Linked DNA regions of Homo sapiens: region 2 is linked to region 1. A link is a loop called in an ENCODE intact Hi-C map of the cell type or tissue named here. Cell type or tissue: Calu3. All regions are shown on one strand. Each heading gives the region's core, and the rest is flanking DNA. Links, peaks and the distances in the headings are about the cores only. Region 1 has its middle 67 kb from the start of KLF4. Region 2 holds the start of LOC105376206 (a long non-coding RNA gene).

Region 1 (11,074 bases), core at 3,188-7,187:
GAGGCTGAGGCAGGAAGATTGCTTGAGCCCAGGAGTTTGAGACCAGCCTGGGCAACATGGCAAAACTCTGTCTCTACTGAAAATATTTTTTAAATTAGCCAGGCGTGGTGGCACGCGTCTGTGGTCCCAGCTACTCTGAAAGGCTGAGGTGGGAGGATTGCTGGAGCCCAGGAGGCTGAGGTTGCAGTGGGCTGAGGTTGCAATGAGCTGAGATCATACCAACCACTGCACTTCAGCCTGGGACAGAGTTAGACCCTGTCTCAAAAAAAAAAAAAAAGAAAAGAAGAAAGAAAAAAAAAAGGAAACAGGCTTTTAAAATGAAGGTAAAATAAGATTCTTCGGGCAGAAGAAAAATAATTCCATATGAAATAATGGAAATGCAAGGAAAAGGGCAAACATAAGTGAATATTGACTCTACAAAAGCAACAATGATAATAGTATGTGTAATTTAAAATATATGAAAAATGAGGCTGCGGCCGGGTGCGTTGGCTCACGCCTGTAATCCCAGCATTTTGGGAGGCTGAGATGGGCGAATCACGAGGCCAGGAGTTCGAGACCAGCCTGGCCAACCTGGTGAAACCCTGTCTCTACTAAAAATACAAAAAATAGCTGGGCATGGTGGCGGGCGTCTGTAATCCCAGCTACTCATAAGGCTGAGGCAGGAGAATTGTTTAAACCTGGGAGGCAGAGGTTGCAGTGAGCTGAGATCACGCCATCGCACTCTAGCCTGGGCAACAGAGCGAGTCTGCACCTGAAAAAAAAAAAAAAAAAAAAAAAAGGAAGCTGGGCGCAGTGGCTCACACCTGTAATCCCAGCACTTTGGGATGCTGAGGTGGGCGGATCACCTGAGGTCAGGAGTTCAACACTAGCTTGGCCAACATGATGAAACCCCATCTCTACTAAAAATAAAAAAATTAACTGGGCTTGATGGCGGGCACCTGTAGTCCCAGCTACTCTGGAGGCTGAGGCAAGAGAATCGCTTGAACCCGGGAGGCGGAGGTTATGGTGAGCTGAGATCACGCCACTACACTCCATCCTGGGCGACGGAGTGAGACCCTGTCTCAAAAAAAAAAAAAAAAAAAAAAGATGACAAAGAAAAGGTTGTGTAAAAATCCAACCATCAAAATACTCAAAACCAAATTTGTGATATTATAGCATAGGCGTCTTTGTTATTGCATTAAATAACAAGATCTGATGGTAAGTCTAATTTCTAAGTCATAGAAATGAGCATAAATGATACTTGGGAAATCTACTATTACTTTCATTTGATATTAAATACAAATTTGCATATACAACACACATAACATATGCACACACGGTTGCCCCACATTAGCAGAGACAAAATGAAATGGAATCTACTGCCTTTGAGAAATAGGACAAGATGCAATGGCTCACACCTATAATCCCGGCACATTGGGAGGCCAAAGCAGGTGGATCACTTGAGCCCAGGGGTTCAAGACTATTCTGGACAACATAATGAGACTCCAGTCTAAAAGAAACAAACAAACAAACAAACAAAACTCAAAAATAAATAAATAATTAAGAAAATAAATGTATCAGGTGTGGTGGCTCATGCCTGTGACGCCAGCACTTTGTGAGACTGAGGCAGGCTTGCTTGAGCCCAGAAGTTTGAGACCAGCCTGGGCCACATAGGAAGACCCTGTCTATAAAAAAAAAAAGTTTTTTAGGTAGCCAGGTGTGATGATGCATGCCTGTGGTCCCAGCTCCTTGGGAGGCTGAAGTGGCTGGATAGCTTGAGCCTAGGAGGTTGAGACTGCAGTGAGCTCTGTTTGCACCACTTCACTCCAGCCTGGGCAACAGAGTGAGACCCTGTCTCAAAAGAAAAAAAAAAAGAAGAAGAAGAAAAGAAAATTAATGGCAATGCAAAATGGAGGCTGGGCGCAATTGCTCATGCCTGTAATGCCAGCACTTTGGGAGGTTGAACTAGGCAGATCACTTGAGGTCAGGAGTTGGAGAACAGCTTGGCCAACATGGTGAAACCTCATCTCTGCTAAAAATACAAAAGTTAGCTGGGCATGGTGGCACATGCCAGTAGTACCACCTACTCAGGAGGCTGAGGCAGGAGAATCGCTTGAACCCAGGTTGCAGCGAGCTGAGTTCATGCCACTGCACTCCAGCCTGGGCAACAGACCAAGACTCATCTCAAAAAAAAAAAAAGTGGGATGCCTCCAGTACAGCAAGGACTCCATTTCCTTAAGGCTATTCCATTTAAAGTGTCTGCATAAAATCCTCATGGGGTCTCCAGGATTGCCCAGAAAGAGGGTAATATGACTCTTTTCTTGAAAAAATAGGTAACATTTAGTCCTCTATAATACAAGAAAAGAAAATTTTAAAAAATTTTTTTGGTTTTGGAGACAGAATTTCACTGTTACCCAGGCAGGAGTGCAGTGACACAATCACAGCTCATTGCAGCCTCCATCTCCCAGGCTCAAATGATCCTCCTGCCCCATTTTTAAATTTTTTTTGTAGGAATGGGGTATCACTATGTTGCTCAGGTGGCCTTGAACTCCTGGGCTCAAGAGATCCTCCTGCCTTGGCCTTTCCAAGTGCTGGGAATTACAGGCGTGAGCCACCATGCCTAGCCCCAAAAAAATAATTTTTAAAAAGTAGGAAGCAAAGGTTCTCATATGAGGTCACAGCTACTGAAAGAAGTAACCAATGAATCCACAGACCTCTCTCTTGCCTGTCCAATACCCCACGCAAGACAACTAGTCAGGCAGAGACTTATTAGCAGCTTATCAGCACGGAACTGGAAAGGACTGCCCATTATCTGGGTAATAGAAGAGATAAGTGTGTTTGGATGGGGAGGAGAATGTGTGTTTAAAGTACTGTTGTGTTGTCAATTCTGATTCTCCCAAACTATCAGAGTTGCCTAAGTGACCCTGTATCAGGTGCATCACCGAGAAATGCTAATTTCCAAAACAAGCCAAGTGGGAATGAATCACAAGCAATCCAACACATGGTAACGGAAGACAGGAATCCCTGAACTTAGCCCACTGGTTGTCTCGGGCGCTGGCGGTCAGAGATGTGACAATGAGGGCAGATGGTGAGGCTCCTTAGACAGCAGAGAAAGGGGTTTGGGATTTTTATGACTTGCAGAAAATGGGGAACCGCCAAAAGTTTTGTAGGAGAGGAGAAACCCACCGGGCACTGTGCTTCAAGGTCACAGAGTTCATCTCGGAGCAACAAACACTTTCTAGGGTTTGCTTCACATGGATCTTGTGCTAGGCACAGGCTTGAGGTGGCGAAAGAAAGATCGAGTTCCTGTTCCCAGAGAACAAACAATCCCCACAGTATGACAAATACAGTGATGGGGCCAGGCGGGGTGGCTCATGCCCATAACCCTAGCACTTTGGGAGGCAGAGGCAGGCAGATCACCTGAGGTCAGGAGTTCGAGACCAGCCTGGCCAACATGGTGAAACCCTGTCTCTACTAAAAATACAAAAATTAGCTGGGCATGGTGGCACGTGCCTGTAGTCCCAGCTATTTGGGAGGCTGAGGCAGGAGAATTGCTTGAATTCAGGAGTTGGAGGTTGCAGTGAGCCGAGATCAGGCCTCTGCACTCTAGCCTGGGTGACAGAGTGAGACTCTGTCTCAAAAAAAAAAAAAAAAAAAACCCAGATGGAAAGGAGCTCCAGGAGGGTTTTTTGGAGGAGGCAGACCTGACTGAAAGGCTGACAGGTAGGAGTGAGCCAGATAAAGAGGGGGCTGTGAAGGCACTTATAGCAATGGGAACATCTTTGGAGGGGAGGGAGAACAAATGTGAGTAGGATGGGGTGCTGGACACCTCTCATCTGACCCCCAGATCCACTCTGTACATTTCAGCACTTTGCTCTGTGCCCCAGGCAGTTGAACTTCATGGACTACATTCATGATAACCTTGACCTTGGTTTCTGGTCAGGTTCTGCCTGTGGAAGACACTGGCAGGAGATGGGAGGTGAGGAGAAAGGCTGGTATGTATATCCCCTGCTCTCCCTCTCTCCTTCCTCTTGACCCTTCAAGCCAGGGGGAGTGGATGAGGTGCCCTCTGTTATCAGTCTCAAAGTACTGCTTTTTGGTTTTCCCAAACCCTACTAACCCTCCATAAAAGTTGCTTTATTAAATACCCCCAAAGGTATCCTCTGTACCCTGCTGGGACCATGACTGATACAGCAGCATGGAGGAGGTTTTTCATTATCCAAATACAATATGAGGCGCGGTGGCTCACACCTGTAATCCCAGCACTTTGGGAGGCCAAGGCAGGCAGATCACTTGAGGTCAGGAGTTCAAGACCAGCCTGGTGAACATAGTGAAACCCCGTCTCTGCTAAAGATACAAAAACATTAGCCAGGTGTGGTGGCGGCCCCTGTAATCCCAGCTACTAGGGAGGCTGAGGCATAAGAATTGCTTGAACCTGGGAGACGGAGGTTGCAGTGAACCGAGATTGCGCCACTGCACTCCAGCCTGGGCAACAGAGCGACTCAGTCTAAAAACAAAACAAAACAAGAACAAAACAAATACAACATGACAGTCTCCTAAACTAGGAGAGGAGTGGGAAGATTACCTTGTGAATGTACAGCACTCTACAGCAACAAAGGCTTTTCTCAGCATGGACTTATCCACAGCTCCCAACTACCCCAGGTCAGAGGCCACCAATTCCATCTCACAGATGTGCAGCAGCAGAGGCCTGGAGAGTATGTGGAGACTTGGCCAAGAGACATGACCTGTCAGTGAGAGACCCAGAGCCCACAGCCTGATTTTTTCAGTTGCTAATCCATTCCCTTTCTACCAGTGCAGCTCTAAGTGGGCCTGGAATGGTGGAAGAAATTCAAAGAGGCCTTCCAGGTGCGTGCACACATACATGTACATGTCTTCCACAGGAATCAGTGAGTCATTCAACAAACATTTATTGAGCTCTGACTGGATTTACAGACCTGTCTTAGAAACTGAGGGATGAAAGAGATTAGATATGGGGAAAAGGAGAATGAGTCAGAAGGAGGGGTGGAAGCACAGGGTGGTAGAAGAAAACACTGGCCCCGCAGTCCGGCAGTCCTGGTTCCCAGGCCCAGTCTATGAAATGTGTCTCTGAGATCTTCCATCGACTGAACCTGGAGAGATCAGCCATTTCTGGTTTTGAACAAAGAAGTCAAGTCAATTTCAGATGCAGCTGCAAGCTGAAATTCCTCCAACAGCTCTAGACTTCTGGGCATGACACACAACACCCTTTATCAACTGGCCTTCTCTCATCTCTCCAGCCTTGATTGCCGGAGGCTCTCTGCCTCCCATCCTTCTACCCTGACATTAGAAGCTACCCACAGCTTCCCATAAGCCACACTTGCTCTCACCTCCAAGACTTTGCACTAGCTATTCCTTGTGCCTGGAAGGCTTTTTCTCACACTTAGCTCTACAGTTGACCCTTGAACAACACAGGAGTTACAAGTGCCAACCTCTCCCACAACCCCACATAGTCAAAAATCCACAAAAATTCTGACTCCCTCAAAACTTAATTACTAATAGCCTACTGTTGGCCAGAAGCCTTTCTGATAACATAGTTGATTAACACATATTTTGTAGGTTATGTGCATTATATACTGTATTCTTACAATAAAGTTAGAAAAACAATTATCTATCTATCCACCCACCCACTGGGTGGCATGAGCCACTGGGGATGGTGGCTCATGCCTACAATCCCAGCAATTTTGGAGGCCAAGGTGGGCAGATCCCTTGAGTCCAGGAGTTCAAAACCAGCTTGGGTAACACAGCGAGACCCTGTCACTACAAAAATTACAAAATTAGTCAAGCACGGTGCCATATGTTTCTAATCCCAGCTACTCAGGAGGCTGAGGTAGGATGATCGAATCACTTGAGCCCAGGAGATGGAGACTGCAGTGAGCCATGATCACACCACAGCACTCCAGCCTGGGTGACAGAGCAAAACCCTGTTTGGAAAAAAAATAAATAAATAAGAGAAAAAATATACCTACTATTCATTAAGTGAAAATGTATCATCATAAAGGTCTTCATCCTTGTGATTTTCACATTGAATAGGCTGAGGAGGAGGAGGAAGCAGGGGCTTGGTCTTGCTGTCTCAGAGGTGGCAGAGGCAGAAGAAAATCCTCCTATAAGTAGACCTGCACAGTTCAGTGCTGTGTTATTCAAGAATCAACTGTAATTTCTTCACCTGTAAAACGCTTACTCAAACTTCAAGATTCAATTCAGGCTAATTACTGTATCCTCAGTAATACCCGCACAGAGAAAGCCCCCAAATCTTGGCAAATAATGATTCAACTGATTAAGTAATCATAAAATAGCTACCATGTAGTGAGTCCATGTCCATGGGATAACAATAAAAATATCAAACAAGCTCTTTGGGGACTAGGAACTTGAATGTAGCTGAAGAGTGAGTGAGCAGGGAGATGATTAGATGGATGAGTAAACAGATAGATAAAAACGAATGGATGGCCTAGCGCAGTGGCTCACACCTATAATCCCAGCACTTTGGGAGGCCGAGGCAGGTGGATCACTTGAGGTCAGGAGTTTGAGACCACCCTGGCCAACATGGTGAAACCCCATCTCTACTAAAAAGACAAAAATTAGCTGGGTGCGGTGGCATGTGCCTATAATCCCAGCTACTCAGGAGGCTGAAGCACAAGAATCATTTGAACCAGGGAGGCGGAGGTTGCAGTGAGCCAAGATTGTGCCACTGCACTCCAGCCTGGGTGACAGAGTGAGACTCTGTGTCACAAAAAAAAAAAAAAAAAAAATGGATGGATGGAGAAATAGATGGATTGAAAATGAGTGTGTGACAGTTGGCAGATGAATGGGGAATTAAATGGATGGATGACTTCATGAACAAATGGTTGAATGGATGGGATTACTTGCTTGCATTGATCAAAACAGACTTGACCTAATCTCAAAGTGGTAAGAAAGGAGAGGAATCTAGCTGGTGAGATTGGAACTGTGGAGCTTAAAAAAACGTTGAGAATCTTACTAGCAAACATAAGGTCTGCTTGTGAACAAGTTACTATCATCACAAAGCTCTGAATAAGTTCCAATCTGCTATTCCAGGCGAAGTCCGGAGGATGATGCCAGCCATGAGAGTCTGATCAACTGGACTGACTGATCAACAGAACTTAACTTGCTGGAAGTCTATTGGAGTTAGGTCAGATATAGAACCTTAAGGCTTTGGGATCTGACAAAAACATCTGTATTTGTGATTCTTATGACAAGACGGCAATGCACAAATCGATGTGAGAAGACAGGAGGGGTGCATGAACTGCTAACTCCTCTTACTGTCAGAACTTCAAAGTGCAGGTTTTGCACAAACCAGCCTGCCTCCCCAGGACCTCTCAGCACACTTTCATTATGATGGACTTTCTTGAATCTCAAAGTATTCTGACAGCTGTGTCCCAGACCGCATTGCTCCTTGGAAACTTGAACTTCACATTAACCCCATCTCCTCTGTTACCCCACAATCTCCCTTTACCTCCCCTCATAGAGGGTGCTCATGGCTTGCAAATCCGTAGCTTCCAGAGGGCTGGGGAGAGCACTCTGATGACCAGACCAATGCTGCTTCACCCAGGAAAAGCCCTATTGTAAGTTATGACTAGGGTAGGGATGGATTTCCTTTGGAGCCAAAGATGAAGCATTAGCAAGAGTCTGCTTTCAATGAGAGTCTGCAGTGTAAGGGAATTTTTTTCTTTTTCTTTTTTTTAATTACAGAACTTACTTTTCTTTTAAAAAAGAATTCAGAGCTAGCACAGGAAAACAGTGAGGTTTCAAAAGTACTTCAGCCTTGACAAAGCCCTTCACATAGTTTTGATTTTTGTTTGTTTTTTGATATGCAGTTTTACTCTGCCTCCCAGGCTGAAGTGCAGTGGCGCAATCTCAGCTCACTGCAACCTCTGCCTCCCGGGTTCAAGGGATTCTTGTGCCTCAACCTCCCGAGTATCTGGGATTACAGCGCGTGCCACCACACTTGGCTAAATTTTGTATTTTTAGTAGAAACGGGGTTTCGCCATGTTGGCCAGACTGGTCTCGAACTCCTGACCTCAAGTGATCCACCCGCCTTGGTCTCCCAAAATGCTGAGATTACAGGCATGAGCCACCGTGCCTGGCCTTAGTTTTCTTTTTGAGCTCCACAAGACCCTTCTAAGAAGGGTTTCTACTTTGGCTGCACAATAGAATCACCTGGAGAGTTTTTAGAACTCTTGATTTCTAAAGCCGGATCCCAGAACAATTACATAAGAATCATGGGGATGAAGTGGGTCTGAGCCCCAGGTGATTCCAATATCAGCCCAGGTAAAAACAAGTGCTCCAAGGTCTTAGCCTCATTTTGCCAAGGCAGGAGGCTCCAGAGGGGTGAAATAAGTTGGCCCCAGATCTCAAGCTTGTGAAAGTGAATTTCAAAACCAGGTCCTCTCTTCACTCTCTGTGTTCTTCCAGATGTGGCTCTTATGGCCACTGTAAAAAGTAGTAACTAATATGTACAGTTGTTCCCTAGTATCTGAGAGGAATACATTTCAAGATCCCCAGTGGATGCCTGAAACCACGGATAGTACCTTATATAAAACCATGATTTTTCTTTTTAAAAAAATGTTTGCTGGGCAAGATGGCTCACGCCTGTAATCCCAACACTTTGGGAAGCTGAGGCAGGAGGACTGCTTGAGCCCAGGAGTTCAAGACCAGTCTGGGCAACACAGGGAGACCCTGTCTATATAAAAAGTTAAAAAATTAGCTGGGTGTGGTAGCTTATGCCTGTAGTCCCAGTTACTTGGGAGGCCAAGGTGGGAGGATCACTTGAGCCTGGGAGGTCAAGGCTGAAGTGGGCCATGATCACACCACTGCACTCCAGCTTGAGTGACAGAATGAGACCGTTTCAAAAAAAAAAAAATAGAGATAGGGTCTGTGTCATCCTGGCTGGAGTGCAGTGGCATGATCAGAGCTCACTATAACCTCAAATTCCTGGGCTAAACATTTCTCCTGCCTCAGCCTTCTAAGTAGCTAGAACCACAGGTGTGTGCTGCCATGCCCAGATAATTTTTTTTTTTTATAGACACGGGGTTTTGCTATATTGCCCAGGCTGATCTTGAACTCCGGGGCTCAAGTAGTCCTCCTGCCTTGGCCTCCCAAAGTGCTGCGATTACACACATCAGCCACTGTGTGGGCCCTATACTATGGCTTTTTGATCTGAAACCTCTATTATTATACCCATTTTACTAATACAGACCCAAAGCTCAGGGCAGTAAACACACCTAGGAATTGTTGGGGTTTGAACTCTGGTTTGTCTGAAAATATAGTCTATGTTCTTCATCATCATGCTGTACCTTCTCAATTTTTTTTTTTTTTTTTGAGACGGAGTCTTCCTCTGTGGTAGGCTGGAGTACAGTGGCCTGATCTCAGCTCACTGCAACCTCCGCCTCCTGGGTTCCAGTGATTCCCCAGTCTCAACCTCTAGAGTAGCTGGGATTACAGGCAACTACCAGCACATCCGGCTAATTTTTGTATGTTTTTTTTTTTAGTAGAGATGGGGTTTCGCCATGTTGGCCAGGCTGGTCTTGAACTCCTGACCTCAGGTGATCCACCTGCCTCGGCCTCCCAAAGTACTGGGATTACAGGCATGAGCCATGGCGCCCGGCCTCCTCAAATATTTTTGAATATCTGATAACATCCCTGTAACTTGATCATGTGTTCAGGCAATGAGTCTAAGAAGAGAATATTTAATCAAAAACAATTTTTTTTTTTAATTTTTAGAGATAAAGTTTCACTATGCTGCTCAAACTGGTCTTGAACTCCTGGCCTCCAGCAATCCTCTCATCTTAGCCTCCCAAAATGCTGGGATTACAGAGAAGAGAACATTTAAATATGACTTGTTTTTTTCACCTTCATCATTCCTTAGACAGCTTCTTCCATCTAGAAGTGGAAGAGCAGTATAGAGAAGAGGATATAGTTGTATATAATTTGTCATAAGTATATGACGTATAAGTTATTATTTATACTTATGGTATATATATATGTATCATAAACCACTGGACTCCTCATTCCATCATACATTCCTCTTCCCTTCCAAACATACCAAGCAATTTTTCACACTTATTATGTCATTTAATAGACATAATAGGCCTATAAAGTAGTTTCTAAAATGTCTGTTTCCCAGGTGAAGAAACTCAGCCCTAGAGGACCAAATGATACAACTAATGTCATCAGTGACGGAGCCTGGATGGCCTCAAGCCAATCTGCCTCCAGAGCTCAAGAGCTGAGATATGCCTTTCTCCCTGCACAACCGTGACCTTACACCCTCAACCTGTCATCAGAACTAAGGAAATTCTGTTTTAACCAGGAGAAACAATTATTTGGGTATAGGTTAAATGCATAATTATACATGTATTTTGAGTAGAAGTAGATGGTTTAGAGGTACAAAGATCAAGAATATTTTGGCATAGAGATGAACCAAAAGTTGAGCCTTCTACACTGGCTGATGTCAGCTGAAAGCTGAGCCTAAGGGGATAAAAGGAAGGAAAGACCTACACCTCAATGGCAACTTTTTTTTTTTTTTAAAGAAACAGAGTCTTGCTCTGTCACCCAGACTGGAGTGCAGTGGTTCAATCTTGGCTCACTGCAACCTCCGCCTCCCGGGTTCAGGTGAGTCTCCTGCCTCTCTGCCTCCCAAGTAGCTGGGATTACAGGAGTGCACCACCACACCCTGTTAAGTTTTGTATTTTTAGTAGAGATGGAGTTTCACCATGTTGGCCAGGCTGGTCTCAAACTCCTGACCTCAGGTGATCCACCTGCCTCAGCCTCCCAAAGTGCTGGGATTATAGGCATAAGCCACCACACCCGGCTTAATATTTTATAAACAACAAAAAAAGTTCCTTTGCTTGAATCCAAACATAGTTTTGAGACCATGCGTGGTGGCTCATACCTATAGTCCCACTTTGGGAAGCTGATAGGAAGATCACTTGAGGCCAGGAGCTGGGGACCAGCCTGGGCAACATGGCGAGACCCTGTCTCTACAAAAAGTTAAAAAATTAGCCAGGTGTGGTGTCATGTGCCTGTAGTCCTAGCTATCTGGGAT
Region 2 (11,074 bases), core at 6,219-10,218, 53 kb after region 1:
CTCCTGGGTTCAAGCAATTTTCCTGCCTCAGCCTCCTGAGTAGCTGGGACTACAGGCACCTCCCACCCCACCCAGCTAATTTTTGTATTATTAAAAAATATGATATGTTGGTCAGGCTGGTGTCAAACCCCTGACCTCAAGTGATCTGCCTGCCTCAGCCTCCCAAAGTGCTGGGATTACAGGCATGAGCCGCTGCACCCAGCCTTTTTTCCTTTTTTCTTTTTCTTTTCTTTCTTCTTCTTTTTTTTTTTTTTTTGAGAGGAGTTTCACTTTTGTTGCACAGGCTGAAGTACAATGTTGAGGTCTCAGCTCACTGCAACCTCTCCACTTCCCTGGTTCAAGTGATTCTCCTGCCTCAGCCTCCTAAGTAGCTGAGATTACAGGCATGCACCACCACGCCCAGCTAATTTTTTGTATTTCAGAGAGACGGGGTTTCACTGTGTTGGTCAGACTAGTCTCAAACTCCTGACCTCAGGTGTTCCGCCCACCTCAGCCTCCCAAAGTGCTGGGATAACAGGCATGTGCCAGCACCCCTGGCCTTTTATTTATTTATTTTTGAGACAATATCTCACTCTGTCACCCAGGTTGGAGTGCAGTGGTGTGATCACAGCTCACTGCAGTCTCGATCTCCCAAGGCTCGGGTGATCCTCCTCTCTCAATCCCCTTAGTAGCTGGAACTACAGGTGCATGCGACCATGTCCAGCTAATTTTTGTATATTTATTTATTTATTTTATTTTATTTTTGAGATGGAGTCTCACTCTATTGCCCAGGCTGGAGTGAGTGGCGCGATCTCGGCTCACTGCAACCTCTGCCTCCCAGGTTCAAGCGATTCTCCTGCCTTAGCCTCCTGAGTAGCTGATATTACAGGTGCACACCACCACACCCGGCTAATATTTGTATTTTTAGTAGAGACAAAGTTTCACCATGTTGGACAGGCTGGTCTCAAACTCCTGACCTCAAGTGATGTGCCTGCCTCAGTTTCCCAAAATAGTAGGATTACAGGCATGAGCCACTGTGCCTGGCAGCTATAAGCATCTTGATAGTACAGCTTATACCATTTATACTTATCTCTGGATCTCCCATCATACAGCAGAGTACCTTCTACATAACTGGCATTCTGAAAATATCTGTTAAATGGATGGGGAAAAAAGTCCACCCAAGTGAATGCACTCCATTAGAAGCCAAAGAGAGTCCCAGGCTTCAAATCAAATAATTCTAAATTCAAACCCATCTCTGGCTGGTCACACAGCACTAAGAGGGGCAGTCACTTGGATCTATCTGAGCCCCCTTTCTTTATCTGTAAAATAGGGCTTTATCTACTACTGTTTTAGAGTTGTTTCGAGGATTAATTCAGAGAAGACATGCTTAATATTGCAAATTACCTTCCTTTTAATTAAAAGCGTTCACAGCGAGGAAAAACAGGCAACTGACCACCACAAGCTGCACCGCTGGAGAGCATGGGAGGAGGTACACAGTGGGTTGTCATTAGTATGGACAATGCATTTTTTTCAGCACTAAAGAAATTGGACAAAATAAGATGAAAAGAGAGTCTCAGCCCAAAGGCAGAAAGATACAATGGTCTTTATCTGCTAGTTATACAAACCAGCTGTTTAGATTGAAAAGATTTTGCTCAATCACTAAATATAATACATAAGTGATGGAAAAAAATAATGAATTTTTGTTTTTTACCATCTATATTGTCCTAGAGTTGTCGTAGAATTTTTTTTTCTTTTTTGAGATGGGGTCTCGCTATGTTGGTCTTGAACATGTGGTCCCAAGTGATTCTCCTGCCTTGCTCTCCCAAAATGCTGAGATTACAGGTGTGAACCACCATTCCCGGTATAATTTTTTTTTGATCAAGGAATACAAATACCACTGATGGGACTCAAGGTGATTTGATGTGGTACACAGGGAAATATTTATTATTTTAATTGTTATGCATTTATTATTTATGCTTTACAAAACATTGAGCTAGCATATCCAAACTGCAATATTACACATATTATTATTAAATATGCTTTAAAGTTTCAAAATATTTTTTAAATATGTGGATTTAAAGAAAAATATTATCATAATATGACTAATCAACACACCTGTGCCAAAAAACTGAACATAGTTCTAGGATCACGGAAGTGGTGGAAAAGACAGCTTTAACATGTGGGTCTTTTTTTTTTTTTTTTGAGACGGAGTCTCGCTCTGTCGCCCAGGCTGGAGTACAGTGGCGGGATCTCCGCTCACTGCAAGCTCCGCCTCCCGGGTTCACGCCATTCTCCTGCCTCAGTCTCCAGAGTAGCTGGGACTACAGGCGCCCGCCACCGTGCCCGGCTAATTTTTTGTATTTTTAGTAGAGACGGGGTTTCACCGTGCTAGCCAGGATGGTCTCGATCTCCTGACTTCGTGATCCACCCGCCTCGGCCTCCCAAAGTGCTGGGATTACAGGCGTGAGCCACCGCGCCCAGCCAACATGTGGGTCTTGAGCAACTATTTGATTTAAGAGAAGTTGTGACCCTGGGCCCCTCCATTTCTGTTTCCAAATGTCTTTTCAAAAGATTTACTTATTCTACCTACACACTCTATGCTGGCCCCCCCTGGATTTTATCCTGGTCCACCTGCATACCCTATACTCTCCCATCTCCGTGGCTTATTTGTGCTGAATTTTTTGCCTGGACACCCCTCCTCTTCCCTATCTGCCAGGCGCACCCCAAGCAGAACCAATCCCCTGTGCCCTCTGGGCTCCTAGGCGTCCTTGCACACCCCTCTTGCTAGTATCACCTTGGCACCTTGTATTACAGTTTCTTTCAGGGTGTGTCTCCTAGGCAATGTCTTGTTTATCTCTGTGCCCTGAGTTCCTAGCTGGGGGCGTTACATGATTTTAAAAAAATCATGGAGACCATATTAGATTTAGAAATACAAGGGTACAAATGCTTGTCTTAATCATTTATCAGCACTCAGAGATCACAGAGAGAACATGACTTTCCTCTTCCCAGTACTCTCCTTATTAACCCTAACTAGGTTAGTTTTCCCTATGATAAGCTTTGCTACACTGTGCATCCTCCCTCAAAGCAGTGATTGCAGTCTGGTTTTGCTTTTGTGATTATTTGATTAATGTCTTTCTTCTGACAGTAGACTATAAGCTCCTTGTGAGTAGGGATCACATCTATCTTTGTTCGCCATTGATGTTCCGAATGCCCAACCCTGAGCCAGACACATAGCTCGTGCTCCCCAAATATCACACACGTGCGCACGCACACACACACACACACACACACACCCAGAGTTGGTCTTCTAGCTCTTACATTGTTGTAGAGATCATTGCGGAGGCAGATGGTTGAACACAGAGACCTGTGTAAACTTTCCTGTTTGTTTTTCAGGTGGATTACAGTGGAAACACGATGTTGGCCAACCAGAAAGGGAGAAATTCAAAATGGTAAACGGAGCACTCTCACTTGCAGGGCTCTCTGAAGCCTTGACAAACAACACAGAGCCAAAATAAATTTTTTAAAAGTATATCCCAGCAAAGGCATATTGACCTTGTCCTTTCAAGAATTTCCCCAACCATTAGGAAGAAAACCCTTAAGGATGGAAATTTGAAGGGGACTGAGGCAACCAGGTAATATATTATATACGCTGACAGCTTCTTAGAACTGGGAGAACACTGAGACAACGGAAACAAAGGAGAAGCAATCTGTGTTATACTAAAATAAAGGCAAAGCCACTCTAAGAACTGCTTTTGTTTAAGCAGACAACAGATTTTTTTTTTTTTTTTAAGGATCAAAGCTACTTTACAAGCTCAATTTTCAGAAGAGTTGCAAGAAGAGCTAAGGAGATAGAATGTCTCAGCCTTGAGAGCCAGCTCGTCCACTGCTCTTTACCTTTCTAATGTGAGAATATCTAGACCGGGCCACTGCTCATGCCTATAATCCCAGCACTTTGGGAGGCCGAGATGGAAGGATCATTTAAGTCCAGGAAGAAAACATTTTAATAGAATATCTAGGCGAAAGCCTTCCACCCCAAATCAAGAACTGACCTAGCCATCCTCATGAATCCTGACACTCTGGAGCCACAAAGACTGCCTTCTCTCCCTCCTCTTGCTACAAATAAAGAGCTTAGCCATGATGGGCTATGTCACAACCACACTTTCAGGAAGGTCCAGAGCTGAGATTAAGTATCCCCCACCTGTCCTGTGTCTAGGTATGAGAGTCAGCACCTTTTATATGTTGGGTCCAAGTGCACAAATGACTATCTTTCTTTTTTGAGACAGTCTCGCTCTGTCACCCAGGCTGGAGTGCAGTGGCGCGGTCTTGGCTCGCTGCAACCTTGGAGGCCTCCTGAGTTGAAGAGATTCTCCTGCCACAGCCTCCCAAGTAGCTGGGATTACATGCACCCGCCACCACGCCCAGCTAATTTTTGTATTTTTAGTAGAGACAGGGTTTCACCATGTTGGCCAGGCTGGTCTCGAAACTCCTCACCTCAGGTGATCCACCCGCCTGGGCCTCCCAAAGTGCTGGGATTACAGACGTCAGCCACTGCACCCTGCCAAGAGTGACAATTTTAACGTTGTATTGGATTTGTGTATGAGAGCCTCAATCCATTCTGCATACTGTGTCTCTACAGTGAAGTCACAGCCTCAAAGGTGTACTTAATCTTTGTCTGAGAGTCACCAACCCACCTGTGGACTTTAATCACATATCAAAGTCAATTTTTGAACTTTCTTTTTTTTTTTTTTTTGAGATAGAGTCTTGCTCTGTCACCCAGGCTAGAGTGCAGTGGCGCCATCTCAGCTCACTGCAACCTCTGCCTCCCAAGTTCAAGTGATTCTCCTGCCTCAGCCTCCTGAGTAGCTGGGATTACAACCATGTGCCACCACACCGGCTAATTTTGTTTTTTCTTGTATTTTTAGTAGAGACAGGGTTTCACCATGTCGGTCAGGCTGGTCTGGAACTCCTGACCTCATGATCCGCCCACCTTGGCCTCCCAAAGTGCCAGGATTACAGGCGTGAGCCACCATGCCTGGCCACGAGTGACAATCTTAACGGTGGATTGGATTTGCGTATGAGAGCCTCAATCCATTCTGCACACTGTGTCTCTATAGTGAAGTCACAGCCTCAAAAGTCTACTTAATCTTTGTCTGAGAGTCACCAAACCACCTATGGACTTTAATCACATATCAAAGTCAATTTTCAGCTTTCATCTGCCTTCGTGTAGAAGATTCAGAACCTCAACAGGTTCTGAACAGAGCAAACAGCAGACCTAAGCCTCCAAGTGTGTGGTAGCCAAGCTCAGACTAGAGCCCAGGCCTTCCACCTCCGCAGCCAGGCCCTGTCCCTGCCTAGCCTGCTCTGTGGCTAGACAAGACCAAACGTTAAGCCTCTACCTCCCCACAACCAGCATGCCAGGCAAAGCTGACTGGCTGCAAGCTTCGCCTTCAGATCAACCGTTTTCACTCCACATACGCTCTTCTATGGTTTATTATCTCTTAGTGGCTTTTCATCCCCACAGGCATTCCTGAGAAATCTGCAAATAGTAGCAACTTGGAAAACAAGTAGTGAGTCTGTTGGTACTATCTTTTCTTCAATATTAACTTGTTTACAGGCAGCCTAAACGGATTGTGCTGCATTGGTCTTGAACACCAAGACAACAGTATTTTGGCTGGCCCCAAGCTCTTTGAGGGCAAGAACTATGTCTGATTTATTGGTGAGACCCTGGTGCCAAGGTACCTGTCTGGCTTATAGTAGGATAACAAAATAAGAGGCTGTCCGAAACTCACACAAAATTTGAAATTGAAGCCAGGGAGAACTGGGTGAGAATCCTTAAGCAGAAGGTTACAAAGTTACCTAATCTCTGTGGGCCTCAATTATTCTCATAATTATTCTCATATAAAATAAAACAGGCATTCAGGCGCGGTGGCTCATGCCTGTAATCCCAGCACTTTGGGAGGGCGAGGCGGGCGGATCATGAGGTGAAGCATTTGAGACCAGCCTGACCAACATGGTGAAACCCCCATCTCTACTAAAAATACAAAAATTAGCCGGGTGTGGTGGCACATGCCTGTAATCCCAGCTACTCAGAAGGCTGAGGCAGGAGAATTGCTTGAACCTGAGAGGCGGAGGTTGCAGTGAGCCGAGATCGTGCCACTGCACTCTAGCCTGAGCGACAGAGCGAGACTCCATCTCAGAAAAATAAATAAAATAAAATAAAATAATACAGGCCAGGTGCAGTGGCTCACACCTGTAATAGCACTTTAGGAGGCCTAGGCAGGAGGACTGCTTGAAGCTAGGAGTTTGAGACTAGCCTGGGAAACAAAGCAAGACTCTGCCTCTACAAAAAATTGAAAAATTAGCCAGGCATGGTGGCACGCACCTGTAGTCCCAGCTACTTGGGAGGCTGAGGTGGGGGGATCCCTTGAGTCCAAGAATTTGAGGTTACAATGAGCTATGATTGTGCCCACTGTGCTCCAGCCTGGGCAACAGAGCAAGACCCTGCCTCTTAAAAATAAAATAAATAGGCTGGGCACGGTGGCTCACACCTGTAATCCCAGCACTTCAGGAGGCTGAGGCGTCTGAGACCAGCCTGACCAACACGGTGAAACCCCGTCGCTACTAAATACAAAATTAGCTGGGCATGGTGGCGTGTGCCTGTAATCCCAGCTACTCAGGAGGCTGAGGCAGGAGAATCGCTTGAACCCAGGAGGAGGGGGTTGCAGTGAGCTAAGATCACACCACTGCACCCAGCCTGGGCAACAGAGCAAGATTCTGTCTCAAAAAATAATAATAATAAAATAAAATAAACAGGCCAGGTGCGGTGGCTCATGCCTGTAATCCCAGCACTTTGGGAGGCAGATCACCTGAGGTCAGGAGTTCAAGACCAGCATGGCCAACGTGGCGAAACCCTGTCTCTACTAAAAAATACGAAAATTAGCTGGGTGTGGTGGTGGGCACCTGTAGTCCCAGCTACTCAGGAGGCTGAGGCAGGGAGAATTGCTTGAACCCGGGAGACGGAGGTTGCAGTGAGCCGAGATTGTGCCACTGCACTCCAGCCTGGGCAACAGAGTGAGACTCCGTCTCAAAAATAAATAAATAAAAATAAAAATAAAATAAATAATAAATAAAAGTAAATAAAGTCCAGGCGCAACGGCTCCTGCCTGTCATCCCAGCACTTTGGGAGGCCGAGGTGGGCGGATTGTCTGAGCTCAGGAGTTTGAGACCAGCCTGAGCAACACGGTGAAACCCCGTCCGTCTCTACTAAAACACAAAAACTTAGCCAGGTGTGGCAGCATGCACCTGTAGTCCCAGCTACTCGGGAGGCTGAGGCAGGAGAATCGCTTGAACCCAGGATGTAGAGTTCGCACAGTGAGCTGAGATTGCGCCATTGCACTCCAGCCTGGGCAACAGAGCAAGACTCCATCTCCAAAAAAAAGGAAATAAAATAAAATAATACAAATACCACCTACCTTATAGAATTGCTATGAGAACAGAATGAGATAACAATGTATATGGAGCACCAGGCAAAGTCATAGCCCTGACAATGACCATGTCCCCCGTCAATGTTAATGCAATGAAAGGATGAAGTCAAAGTCAGAGTTGTTCTTTTCTAGGAGACGAGCAAGAAATAAAAAGAAGCAACGAATGCAATTACCCAGCCTGTGAGTGGTCAGTGTTTCTTTTGCTACTTGTTGTCTGAGCTTACAGCCTTCTTTTAAAGCTGGTCCTGCCTCGTCTCCCAGCTTTTGCTTCATCTTTCTGTGAAGTCATAACTCTGGGCTGACTCTGTCTATTGACACAGAGAGGCTGTGAGTCACAAATTCAACAGGATGACTTTGCTGCAGGGTGATTGACTGGAAAATGTTCCCTCATCTGAAAAAATCTTTTTTTCAAGCAAATGGACATGCTTATTTTTGCAGCATGGAGTGCAGGCTCTTTATTTATTTGATATTGGTTTCTTGACATTCAAGTTGACCAAGGGAGGGCTCACGATAGTCATAATTTTGCCTTGTGAAGTGATATATACTTTCCCCCTCCCTCCCCTTCTCCCTTCCTGCTGACTATTATATCTAAAACAAACAGTCCCAGCACAATAGTTAGATTGCACTTGAATTTGGTGTTTACTTGACATTTACACACTGGCCATGCTGGACAGCTCAGTCATTCCAGAACAGGGCCCGGCCAGCAAGGATTGTGTTCTCCTTGTGCTCAACCCTGAGCAGGACAAGATCCTGAGACAGCTAGACAGCGTCTTGAGAAAGTGTTTTTGCTGACTCTTATGCCTGAATTACTCTTACACCTGAGTAAGTGTATGTTAGGGGAGAGGAGGGTATCAGAATGTCTTCAGTCTTGCCAGAAAATCTCTCCCTTACCCACGTGGGGCAAACTGGTGGTACCACTCTGCCTCTTCTTAAATCCAACTCGAACACTGCCCAGTGCTAAATCTCCTCAGGACTGGCTGGAGATTACTAATTTGATCAATTTCATCTCCAGTTCTTTCATTTCCTCCTCTGTGTGATAGAATTAATAAACTTTAGGCCAGGCACAGTGAATCACGCCTGTGATCTCAGCACTTTGGGAGGCTGAGGTAGAAGGATTGCTTGAGGCCAGGAGTTTGAGACCAGCCTGAGCAACACTGCGAGACCCCATCTCTACAAAAAACTTTTTGAAAGTAGCCAGGCTTAATGGTGGCTTCCTGAAGTCCTAGTTGCTCAGGAAGCTGAAAGGGGAGGATCACTTGAGCCTAGGTATTTGAGGTTGCAGTGAGCTATGATCATGCCACTGCACTCCAGCCTAGGCAATGGAGTGAGACCTTGACTCTAAAAATTAATAAAATAATAATAATAATACCTACTTTGCAGGATTATTTTGGGTATAACATATGCAAAGTATATGGGGAAGTTTCAGGCTTTTTAAAGGTTCTCTAAAAGTGTTGGTTCTCGGCTGGGCGCGGTGGCTCACGCCTGTAATCCCAGCACTTTGGGAGGCCAAGGCGGGTGGATCACGAGGTCAGGAGTTTGAGACCAGCCTGGCCAACACAGTGAAACCCTGTCTCTACTAAAAATACAAAAAATTAGCCGGGCATGGTGGCGGGCGCCTGTAATCCCAGCTGCTCAGGAGGCTGAGGCAAGAGAATGGCTTGAACCCAGGAGGCGGAGGTTGCAGTGAGACGACATTGTGCCATTGTACTCCAGACTGGGTGACAGAGAGAGACTCCGTTTCAAAAAAAAAAAAAGTTGGTTTTCACCCTCTTCTGAGGTCCATGCTTCTGGTTTCAAAAGGTAGATGGGCTCATAAAAGTAAAGTGTCAGGGCCAGGTGCGGTGGCTCACGCCGGTAATCCCAACAGTTTGCGGAAGCTGAGGCAGGTGGATCACCTGAGGTCAGGAGTTCCAGACTACAGGGTGCCTGTAATCTCAGCTATTAGGGAGGCTGAGGCAGGAGAATTGCTTGAACTCGGGCAATAGAGGTTGCAGTGAGCCGAGACAAAGCCACCACACTCCAGCCTTGGCGATAGAGACTCTGTCTCAAAAAAAAAAATCAATAAATCAATACATGTGTATTTTAAATAAAATCCGCAGCCTGCCTCTCCAGATATGACCACAATTCAGTTTGAAGTATAAGTCTTCACATTTTTTATACATATGTGAAAATAATAAAATTTATTTATTTATTTATTTACATAGGGCCTTGCTTTGTTGCCTGGGTTGGACTGTAGTGGCATGCTCATGGCTCACTGCAGCCTCGACCTCCTGGGTTCAAGTGGTCCTCCCACCTCAATCTCCTGAGTAGCTGGGACCACAGGTTCTTGCCATCACATCTGGTTCATTACTTTTTGTAGAGATGAGTTCTCACTATGTTACCCACACTGGTCTGGAACTCCTGAACTCAAGGGATCCTCCCACCTTGGCCTCTCAAAGTGCTGGGATTACAGTTATGTGCCACCATGTCCAGCCCAATCTCCTTTCGATGGACATTTAGATTGTTTCCAACTTTTCATTACTACAGAATTTCCATGTGTACTCTTATTCACTTATTTCCTTAGGCTCAATTCATAGAAATTGATTTACATTTCAACCATTTCAAATTGTTCCTCAAAAAATTTACATCAGTTTACATTCTCATCAGCAAGATATCAACATGTTGGTTTCCTTACGTACTAACCAGTACCGAATATTATGATCTTAATCTTTCAAATGTTAACATCTACATAATCAGCTTTTGGCTGGTGAAACTTTCATGGCAGTTAGTTTGCACTTCCTTGAAACTCTGAAGATATGGAAATTGTACATTATTAGAATATAATTGGAAGCCTCCACTTTGCACAGATGAAAGGGGCCTAGGGAACAGAGGTAACTTACCCATGCCACACATTGGCAGAGCTGGGACAAGAAAACACAAGTCCTAACTCCTAGTCAAGTCCAAGCCTCCTTCCCTGCATCAGACAGCAATGACACAGGAAACCCTGACACATCACTTCTTTTTTTTTTTTTTTGAGACAGTTTCGCTCTTGTCGCCCAGACTGGGGTGCAATGGCATGATCTTGGCTCACCGGGTTCTAACGATTCTTCTGCCTCAGGCTCCCAAGTAGTTGGGATTACAGGTGCCCACCACCATGCCCGGCTTAATTTTTGTATTTTTAGTAGAGACGGAGTTTCACCATGTTGGCCAGGTTGGTCTCGAACTCCTGACCTCATGATCCACCTGTCTTGGCCTCCTAAAGTGCTGGGATTACAGGCGTGAGCGACCATGCCCAGCCGTATTGATTTATTTTTTTTAAAATAAGCACGCATTTTGAAACCAGAAAAAAAAATGTACATTTAAAAAATGAAATAACAGACCGGGTGCGGTGGCTCATGCCCGTAATCCTAGCACTTTGGGAGGCCAAGGCGGGCGGATTGTATGAGCTCAGGAGTTCGAGACCAGCCTGGCCAACATATAGTGAAACCCCGTCTCTGCTAAAAAATGCAAAAATTAGTTGGGCGCGCCAGGTGCAGTGGCTCACGCCTGTAATCCCAGCACTTTGGGAGGCCAAGGCGGGCGGATCACCTGAGGTTGGGAGTTTGAGACCAGCCTAACCAACATGGAGAAAC

What was found. Hi-C counts contacts between places; a loop is a spot of excess contacts. Peaks named below come from ENCODE experiments on the same cell type or tissue, not always from the same donor. Only the 100,000 strongest peaks of a DNase experiment are listed, where the experiment ranks them.
Region 2: a loop joins it to region 1, with 7 times the contacts of the local background. A loop is called at or near these places in 11 of 110 quality-filtered maps.

The regions. Positions count from the first base shown.
Region 1 is chr9:107,551,617-107,562,690 of GRCh38, reverse strand. No RefSeq gene overlaps it. Among named protein-coding and RNA genes, the nearest start is that of KLF4, 67 kb to the right of the region's middle. In Calu3, for the core only: no CTCF peak of the experiment used is centred there; no DNase peak of the experiment used is centred there.
Region 2 is chr9:107,501,732-107,512,805 of GRCh38, reverse strand. LOC105376206 (a long non-coding RNA gene) reads right to left here and starts at 7,672. Exons shown (of 2, transcript XR_930224.3): 1 at 7,637-7,672. In Calu3, for the core only: no CTCF peak of the experiment used is centred there; DNase peaks (open chromatin) are centred at 7,755 and 8,155.